Regions from separate parts of the Homo sapiens genome. Here region 1 is linked to region 2. Evidence: chromatin contacts called from ENCODE Hi-C or POLR2A ChIA-PET data. All regions are on one chromosome and are shown on one strand. Each heading gives the region's core, a stretch centred on a gene start or an enhancer-like site at or near the end of the contact. The rest is flanking DNA. Distances are from core to core; before and after follow the strand shown. Region 1 overlaps WDR88 (WD repeat domain 88). Region 2 has its middle 21 kb from the start of CEBPA.

The links. Hi-C counts contacts between places; a loop is a spot of excess contacts on that map. ChIA-PET counts read pairs that join two places held with the same protein, here RNA polymerase II (POLR2A). Pooled maps may share reads with other maps.
Region 1: a pooled map shows a loop between it and region 2 (10-fold over the local background). The contact joins two enhancer-like sites. A Hi-C loop is called at or near these places in 2 of 168 maps with a recorded cell type or tissue (CD14-positive monocyte and DLD1), 3 of 37 single-sample maps with no recorded cell type and 10 of 50 pooled maps. POLR2A ChIA-PET finds 5 or more read pairs at or near these places in 4 of 52 experiments (A549, Caco-2, IMR-90 and 1 more).

The regions. Positions count from the first base shown.
Region 1 is chr19:33,157,583-33,161,885 of GRCh38, forward strand. It overlaps WDR88 (WD repeat domain 88), which reads left to right. Exons shown (of 11, transcript NM_173479.4): 8 at 2,832-2,914. LOC124904691 (a long non-coding RNA gene) reads right to left here. Exons shown (of 2, transcript XR_007067228.1): 2 at 2,189-3,073. Among named protein-coding and RNA genes, the nearest start is that of TRT-AGT1-3, 17 kb to the right of the region's middle. RefSeq lists enhancers at 2,921-3,330, 3,674-3,843 and a cis regulatory region at 3,759. Within about 2 kb of position 3,054, at least 4 of the 41 ENCODE cell types and tissues checked have a DNase peak (open chromatin) inside an H3K27ac peak, as active enhancers do.
Region 2 is chr19:33,278,880-33,283,666 of GRCh38, forward strand. No RefSeq gene overlaps it. Among named protein-coding and RNA genes, the nearest start is that of CEBPA, 21 kb to the right of the region's middle. RefSeq lists an enhancer at 1-219. Within about 2 kb of position 1,937, at least 2 of the 41 ENCODE cell types and tissues checked have a DNase peak (open chromatin) inside an H3K27ac peak, as active enhancers do.

The DNA.
Region 1 (4,303 bases), core at 1,804-4,303, 120 kb before region 2:
ATGTATATATGTGTATATATGTATATATATGTGTATATATATATGTATGTGTATATATGTGTGTGTGTATGTATATATGTATGTATGTGTGTGTGTGTATGTATGTATATATATATATATATATATATATATATATATATATATATATATATATAAAATTAAAGAGGTAAAGAGGACCTTTAGTGGTCCAGCTCAGCCTAGTTCTGGCCCCTGGCAGTCCTGGAGAAAGAGACCTTCTGTCTGATGGTGCCAGAACAAGTCCCAGGGAAGACTCCCATTGGCTCAGCTTGGGACACATGTCCATCTCTTAATGAATCACTTAGGGGGCAACGAAAGCCTCTGATTGGCCAGGTCTGGGTGACTTGCCCACCTGCAGAGCTAGGGTTGGGGTCAGAACCCCCTGATGCAGAGGGACTAAGAGTAGGCAAGGAGTGTTTCCCCACAGGAAATTGGGAGCTGTTGCCAGATAAAGGGACATAGAGGTGAATGGGGGCAGTGACAGGAAGCCACCGCGGCTAGCCAGCTCCAGGGAGGGAAGTGGGTGCTCTTGACACTCAGGAGCCAAACATATGCTCCCCTATCCTGGTGAGAAGTGGGGCTTGCTCTGTGTGTCTGGGGGCCTCAGCTGGCACACATGCCACTGGGGCCTGGCTTGAGAAGCACTAGGGTGCTTCTGGGCAACTTTCCCTCTTCAGCAGCACCCCTTGTCTAAGTCCCACTGTGAGGCACCCTGCCAGCTTCTGTCCTTGGCTTTATGGGGTTCAGAATCACATGCAGTTGAGCCAAAATTGTGCCACTGCGCTCCTACACTCTAGCCTGGGTGACGGAGTGAGACTCTGTCTCAAAAAAAGAAAAAAAGAAAGAAAAAAAAAAGAATCACATGCAGTTAATCATTATTATTCCTGATTCTGTATTTGTGAAGTCACCTACTTGCTGATATTTATTTGTAAACCTAAAGTCAACATTCATGGCACTTTCAAGGTCACTCACAGATGTGAAGAGCAGCAAAAAATCTAAGTCACCTCCCAGCTGAGGTTGGACAAGGCAACACTCTGCCTTCTTGTTTCACCTCCCACGTGGTAAAATGTCCTTTTTGTGGTCTATTTAGTGCCACCATTTTTTTTTGTTGTTGTTTGTTTGTTTTGCTCCCTCTGTTGCCCAGGCTGGAGCGCAGTTGCGCGATCTTGGCTCACTGCAACCTCTGCCTCCTGGGTTCAAGCGATTCTCCTGCTTCAGCCTTCCAAGTAGCTTGGATTACAGGTGCGCACTACCATGCCTGGCTAATTTTTGTATTTTTGGTAGAGATGGGGTTTCGCCATGTTGTCCAGGCTGGTCTTGAACTCCTGTCCTCATGTGATCTGCCTGCCTCAGCCTCCCAAAGTGCTGGGATTACAGACGTGAGCCACCACACCTGGGCTTTCTTTTGCTTTTTGTTAGTGATTTTGCTGTGTAAAATGGCTCCCTTGGCCGTGTGTGGTGGCTCACAGCTTTAATTTCAGTGCTGGGGGGGTGCTGAGGCGGGAGTATTGCTTGAACCCAGGAGTTTGAGATCAGCCTGGGCAACATAGTGAGACCCCATCTCTACCAAAACAAAAAAAAAAAATTTAGCCAGGTGTGCTGGCACCTGCTTGTAGTCCCAGCTACTTGGTAACTGAAGTGGGAGGATTGCTTGAGACCAGGAGTTTGAAGCTGCTGTGAGCTGATTGCATCACTGCACTCTAGCCTGGGTGACAGAGCAAGACCTTATCTCTAAAAATAAATAAATAAATAAATAAATAAATAAATAAATAAATAAATAAATAACAAATAAAATGATCCCTAACCACAGTGCCGAAGTGCTGTTTGCCGTTCCTAAGCGCGAGAGTGCTATGATGGGGAAAATGCATGCATCCATTCAGGCATGAGTTACAGCTGTTGGTTGTGAGTTCAATGTAAACAAATCAACAGTATATATGCAATAAGGTGTCTTTAAACAGAAACACACATAAAACAAAGTTACGTACTGATCAACTGATGAGAATGTGACCAGAGCTCGCAGGAAACTGACCCTGTATTTCCCCTAGGAGCGATGGTTCAGTATTCACTAATTCAGTGTCTGCAAAAACTGCAGAGGCCCCCAACCTTTCTGGCGCCAGGGACAGGTTTCATGGAAGACAACTTTTCCACAAATGGGAGCTGTGGAGGATGGTTTCGGGATGACCCAAGTGTATTACATTTATTGTGCCCTTTATTTTTATTATTATTACATTGTAATATATAGTGAAATAATTATACAAGTCAGCATCATGTAGAATCAGTGGGAGCCCTGAGCTTGTTTTCCTGCAACTAGATGGTCCCATCTGGGGGTGATGGGAGACAGTGACAGATCATCAGGCATTAGATTCTCATAAAGAGTGCACAACCTAATCCCTCGCATCCGCAGTTCACAATAGGGTTCATGCTCCCGTGAGAATCGAATGCTGCAGCTGATCTGACAGGAGGCCGAGCTCAGGTGGTAATACGAGCGATGGGGAGTGGCTGTAAATACAGATGAAGCTTTGGCTTGCTTGCCTACCACTCACTGTCTGCTGGGTGGCCTGGTTCCCAACAGGCCATGGATTGGTACCAGTCTGTGGCCCAGGGACTGGGGACCCCTGTCATAGAACATGACTACTGTAAATGATAAGAATCAGCTGTAATTGGCTTGGGGTCGTGGAGCCACTCCAGGAAGGGGTTTCAGTGTTGTCAGAGTGAGATGAGGTGGTGCCTCGCCAAGGCATCTTCAGCTGGCTTTGGGCTCACTTGGCTTGGAAAGTTGACCCCCATCTCCACCCTTTCATTTTCTGTTGCAGGCTCTTTTCTCATTTCTGGAGGGTTTGATAGGACTGTGGCTATTTGGGATGTAGCAGAAGGCTACCGGAAGCTCTCTTTGAAGGTACATGTGGCCAGCATGAGATTGAGGATCTGAACTTCCCTCCCGAGTCCTTCCTGTGCTCAATGCTGGTTGCTGGGGACACAGCTGTGAGTGACACAGGCCTTGATGCCTCTGTGGGCTGATGAAGGACAGACAGGAAGCCAGCAAACACACCACCGACTGTGAGGAGTGAAATGGAGAAACCACAACAGGGTGACATGATGGGGACAGAGGCGGGGGACCCATCCACATTGCATGGGCAGAGCTTCCTGGAGAAGGAGGTGTTTGAGCTGAGAACAGAAAGGACTACATAAGTGGGGATCTTGAAGAAGAAGGGCAGTCCAGGCAGATGGAACAGCTGATGCAAAAACCCTGAGGTGGGAGTGTCTAAGAACAGCAGAAGTTACTGTGCAGGCCTGGGCACTGTGGCTCACTCCTGTAATCCCAGTACTTTGGGAGGCTGAGGTGGGCGGATCACCTGAGGTCAGGAGTTTGAGACCAGCCTGGCCAACATGGTGAAACCCCCGTCTCTACTAAAAATACAAAAATCAGCCGGGTGTGGTGGTGCAAACCTGTAGTCCCAGCTACTTGGGAGGCTGAGGTGGGAGGATCGCTTGAACCCGGGAGGCGGAGGTTGCACTGGGCCAAGATTGTGCCACTGCACTCCAGCCTGGGCGATAGACTGAGATTCTGTCTCTAACAAAACAAAACAAAACAAAAAACAGAAATTACCTTGAAGAGAGACGCATGCCCTAGTGAGGCATGCACAGAAAGCTTGGGGTTCCAAAATGGGGATGTCAACTGAATGCTCTGGGCTACAAGTGAGAGGATGAGAGGAGCCCCAACTCAGAGTGGCTCTATGATACGGGGATGTGTTATCCAACACAGCAAGAACCCACAATTGCCTCATGCTGTGCCCCTGTTCCCCCAAGGGGCCCCACACCCCAGGATTTCTGCATACTCCCTGGTTTCACGATCTCACTGTCACCTTTGGCTGTGAATGCGTGCATCCCTGATTCTTGGTCTTTCTGTTCCCAGGGACACAAAGTAGACATGTGTCCTTGAGCAGCCCATATTCAGGTCCCTGGGGCTGGTCTATCTGAGCTGTCTTCTCCTAGGACTTGGGGAGACAAAGCGAGTTTCCTCACAGCAAATAAACGGATTAAAATGGAATGTTAAACCTCTCTGTGCTTAAAGTCCCTCTGTCATCTAGGCACAGTGGCTCATGCCTGTAATCCCAGCACTTTGGGAGGCTGAGGCTGGAGGATCATTGGAGGTCAGGAGTTCGAGACCAGCCTGGCCAACATAGTGAAACACCATCTCTACTAAAAATACAAAAATTAGCCAGGTGTGGTCATGCCCACCTGTAGTCCCAGCTACTTGGGAGGCTGAGGCATAAGAATCTCTAGA
Region 2 (4,787 bases), core at 687-3,186:
GGTCAACTCTGTCCTCTGAAATCCCTGGAGACCAGGGCAAGCCCCCCCCACCCACTCCCTGGGGCAGCTTCGGACTCCCACTCACCTCCAGGTTGGGAAAACTGACCCCCAGCCCAGGGCAGGAGGCAGGATGTGGAAGGGCCTCTAGCAGAGCTGAGGTCCAGCCGGCCATGTCGGGGGAAGGACGACCCTGTACCCTGTCATTCCCCTCACAGTGTGAGGCCCCAGGGAATAACCTGCCCTGGCAGGGGACTGAGAAGCAGGAGCAGTTTCCCAGCTCTGGAGCATGCTGGGTGGGAGCAGGCACGGGGCGTCTCTGGGGGTGGGGAGCAGCCCCTCCTTGCCTAGGCAGTCACTTTCTGGGGGCCAGCACTTCCCACACTCTCTTTTTTTTTTTTGAGACAGAGTCTCACTTTGTCACCCAGGCTGGAGTGCAGTGGCACGACCTCGGCTCGCTGCAACTTCCACCTCCTGGGTTCAAGCAATTCTCCAGCCTCAGCCTCCCAAGTAGCTAGGATTACAGGCGTGTGCCACCACACCCAGCTAATTTTTTGTATTTTTAGTAGAGATGGGGGTTCCCCATGTTGGCCAGGCTGGTCTCGAATTCCTGTTGATTCTCGAATTCCTGGTGATCCACCTGCCTTGACCTCCCAAAGTGCTGGGATTACAGGTGTGGGGCATCACGTCCGGCACTTCCCATGCTCTCAGAGCATTCACTGCTGCTGTCCAGGTCAGAGTCTGCCAGTGCCCTCCTCCAGGAAGCCCACCTGGGCTGGACCAGAAGAGGCAGGAGCCTGAAGCAGCCGGCCTTCCTCCCCACCACACACCGGGACCGGGGCTTCCCCTCGCCACACTGATTAGGCTGGAAGTGGGGGGCTTCCAGCTTCCCACTTCTGGAAGACCCCACCTGCACCCAGCCTGCCTGGGGCTCAGGGCTGCATTGAAAATGCCTGACTTTCCACCCCAGAGTCCAGGGCAAGGCACAGCTTCTGATAACCCCTGGGCTGATGTTTGAGCAAGGCCCCTGGGAAAAAGTCCTCAGGCCTTACTGAGCCCAGTGCTGCCGCTGTTGCTACAGCAGACAACCTGGGGCAACGTCTCCGGAAGCTGGAGAACGGGCAGGTGGGGCAGCCACAAAGAGGGCTCCAGCGGTGTCGGCTGCCTCGGTGTGCGGTTCACTGTGGCTGTGTCCACCTGCTGCCTTCCTCTCTGGGCACTTCCACTGATATCTGGGAGGAGGCCACCTCCAGGGGTTGTGAGCACTCAAATGAGACAATGTGGGCAAGTGCCTGGCCTGCTGCTTGGCGCACACTGAACCCTCAATGAATGCAGCCATCAGCCCTGCTCAGGCTGGCAGGGTTGTGAGGACTGGAGGATCCAGGTCATCTCTGCAGACCAGGGCAAGGCCTACTGCTGGACAAGGGGAAGGCTTGGGACTAAATCTCTGCCTTCCTGGCCCCCAGAGTCCACAAGGCACAAATGTGCACTTGCACGCCCCCCCCAACACACATACACACACACATACACACACACACATACACATACACACACACACATACACATACACACACACACACACACACACACACATACACACATACATACACATACACACACACACATACACACACACACACCTGGCTTGGCTTCCCATTACCCAGCCACCTGCTGGAAAACCAAGAGCTGTCTCTTGAAAAGGATGATTAAGAACCAGCCTTGACTACTCAAACTGAAACTCCAAACCCTCCTCTGGGGTACCCAGCTCCTCTGGAGCCTGTGGGCGAAAAGCTCTTACCATAGTGGAAAAAATATTCTGCCGAAACGGAAGTCTTCCTCAATTTAGCTGAGTCATTTTCTTGTGGTTAAGGAAGTCCGGGTTACCTCTGGCCCTTCCCCTGATGCCCATGGCCTAGCCAGCTTGGGGGACCCCAGTCCACACTCCCGCCCTGGCAGGGGGCATGCCCATCCCGGCAAACCTGCAGGGCCCTTGATTGTAAGTCACCCCACTCACCCCGGGCTGCTTCTCACCACTGTTTCCTGTGCTGAAGTGGGAGTCCAGACCCCCAAGAACCAGGATCCAGGGTCACTGATCACCAGGTCACCAGGGGCAGCTCCTACAGGCCTGGGGTCTGCCTGCGCTTCCTGTCGGGGATGGTGGCCCCTTGAGGATAGAGGCCTCCTGTGGATTGACACTCTGCTCCTGTGTCCCCAGCTTGGGCAGCTCTTAGCACGAGGTCGGTATCAGGAGCCCAGTCTCCCAGCATTCAGCAGCTCACAGATCCCCCAAGGAGCCGGTAGCTTGGAATGAGTTCCTAGTGGATGGGCAGTGGAGGGGCTGGGTGCCAGGCCCTGCTTAGATCTCAGACCCAGTTGGGCTCATGGCAACCAGGGATGGAACCTGTTTCATTCTGGATCCTAGGAGTCTGAGCCTGCAGGCCAAGGCACCTGGCCCAGGTGTGGCAGAGCCTTGCCCAGTCGGGGCTCTGGCTGGAGGGAGGCTGGTGCTGGTGGGTGCCCCACCCTGGCTGCAGGTGGCTGCCTCCTCCCCGGGAGACCTTTTGGAAGGTGCCAGAGGCTGTTGTGGGGGAAGGCGGAGAGATGACGGGGCGGGCCACCTGAGTGCCGTGGGGAGAGCCTTGAAGGTGCCAAGTGGTGCCAGTTGCAGGTGGGGCGTGGAGGCCAGCTCTGTGGGCGCTGGGTCCTTCCCCTGCGGCCACACCGTGTGCCAGGAACGAGAGACCCCCTGGCTGTGCGTTCCACCCTGGCCCTCCATCTGAGCCCTGGGCTACTGGGGAGGCAGCAGGAGCCCGGGCAGACGGCTCATCTGAGCTCGGCCTTCTGTCAGCTGACAGGGGTCACGTGCTGTCTGGGCTTGCCTGGGGCCTGAGAAATGGGGATGCGGACAGCCATTGTCAGGGCTGTTGGGGAAATTCAAGGAATGGAAGAGTCAGAGGGAGTTGGGAGGCCATGTCTCGGTGTGTGCGGGGGCATCGAAAGCCCTGCTGGATTTGGGGGATCAAAGGACCGCCACGCATCACTTGTGGGGTCTCGGGATGATGGGGGTCAGGCCTGCTCTTTGCTGGGGAGGCCAGTGGCTAGCAAGGTCTGGGGCTCAGTGAATAAGGCCACGCTTGCAGCCGCCCTTGTCCCAGTGCTTGGAGAGCCACCAGGCAGACTTTATCTGCATCCCTGGAAGTGACCTGAAGAGACTGCCGGGCACTAGAGGGGTCCATGTGGGACCCGGAACCCAAAGGATCAGGTTCACCAAAGCCTGGACTTCCCTGGAGGGCCCCTGACCCGTCTCAGCGGCCGTCAGGCATCCGCCAGCTGGGCCCTGCGGGCTGTGCTGCCCGGTGACTCCAGAGTCCTCCCACACCCACTTGGACTGGGTCCTCCCGTGGCTCTGGCAGCCAAGGTTTGGGAAATTAGGTGAGGGGGGCCTGGGACGAGGGTGAGGAAAGGAACAATTTATGTTCAAAAGTCATCTTGAAATTTTCAACATATTTTTTTATTTTTCAAAACAAAAGCTCTAAATGTTGGGGCTGGGGGGTGGCGGTGGACCTAGCTTTGTGGGAAGTGAGTCAGATGGCCATAAAATGTGTTTTTCTGAGCCGAGGGGATTATTTTACATCTTGTGGCATGGAGACGCCAGGAGGAAGCCCTCCTCCTGGTCCCTGGTGGGGCTGCCTGCTGCTGGGCCTCAGCACTGATCTCTCTTCTTGAGATGGGGGCTCCTGCCCTTCCAGGACCCCTCATCAGCCCTCTCCCTCCCTGACCTCACATCCCGTTCTTTTAGGCAAGAGTGAGGCTGGGAAGGTCGTGGCTTCATGGTGGGGCCTCGTACTGGCTGTGCCATGCCAGAGAATCTGGGTAAAGTATGCCTTGGGGACCCTCCCCAACCCCTCGTCTGATGGATAGGCTGATGGCGGGACCACCTCCCAGAACAGCCACCAGCATGAAAGGAGGGATTTGAGAACTCATTTGCAGGCCGTCAGGGCTCGGCAAGTGGGTGCCCTCCCACCTCCAAGAACATCCTTGAGTGCAGGTGAATGAATGAAGGGCAAAAGGGGCAACTAGGCTCTTTGGAGACCCTTCCTAAAGCCAGAGGCGCAGGGGTCCTCCCCTAATCTCCGCTATCAACGGCATCTTCCCTGGGACCACAGCGGGGCAGTGGTGGCTCAGGGGAAAAGTCATCTTGAAATGTTCAACATATTTTTTTATTTTTCAAAATAAAAGCTCTAAATGTTGGGGCTGGGGGTTGGCGGCGGACCTAGCTTTGTGGGAAGTGAGTCTTCCCAGGGAAGAGGACGCTGAGTCCCCACCTCAGCGACCAGAGACCTCAGAGGGGCTAGGGTCAGGGACTCCAGATGCCCATCAGGACAGGACCTGGTGGCTTCAGAGGCCTCAGGGTACAGGTCCCACCACCCAAGGCAGGGACTGGGTGGGACCCGTAGGGAGGGCTCCGCCTGGAGCCTCCCATGCCCTCTGCCTCGCTGGGGGCTGCTGTCCACTGCCATGCATATCCCCTGAACCCTGCCTTCCCTGGGCTGGAGTCACAGGCCCCATGAACAGCTTGGGGTCCAAGAGCCCACGCTGCCTGTGAAGGGAGACCCCTGGTAGCCTGAGGCCGGCAGAAATGGGGAAGAAATCTGGGGCCCAAACCACACTGGCTGATTCCAGAAACCCTCCACCCTTCTCTTGAAGCTGCAGTAAAGGGGTCTCCCTGAGCCATCCCCACTGACCATGGGCTCTGCTTCTTCCTGGGACCAAGGCCAGGCACAGTGGAC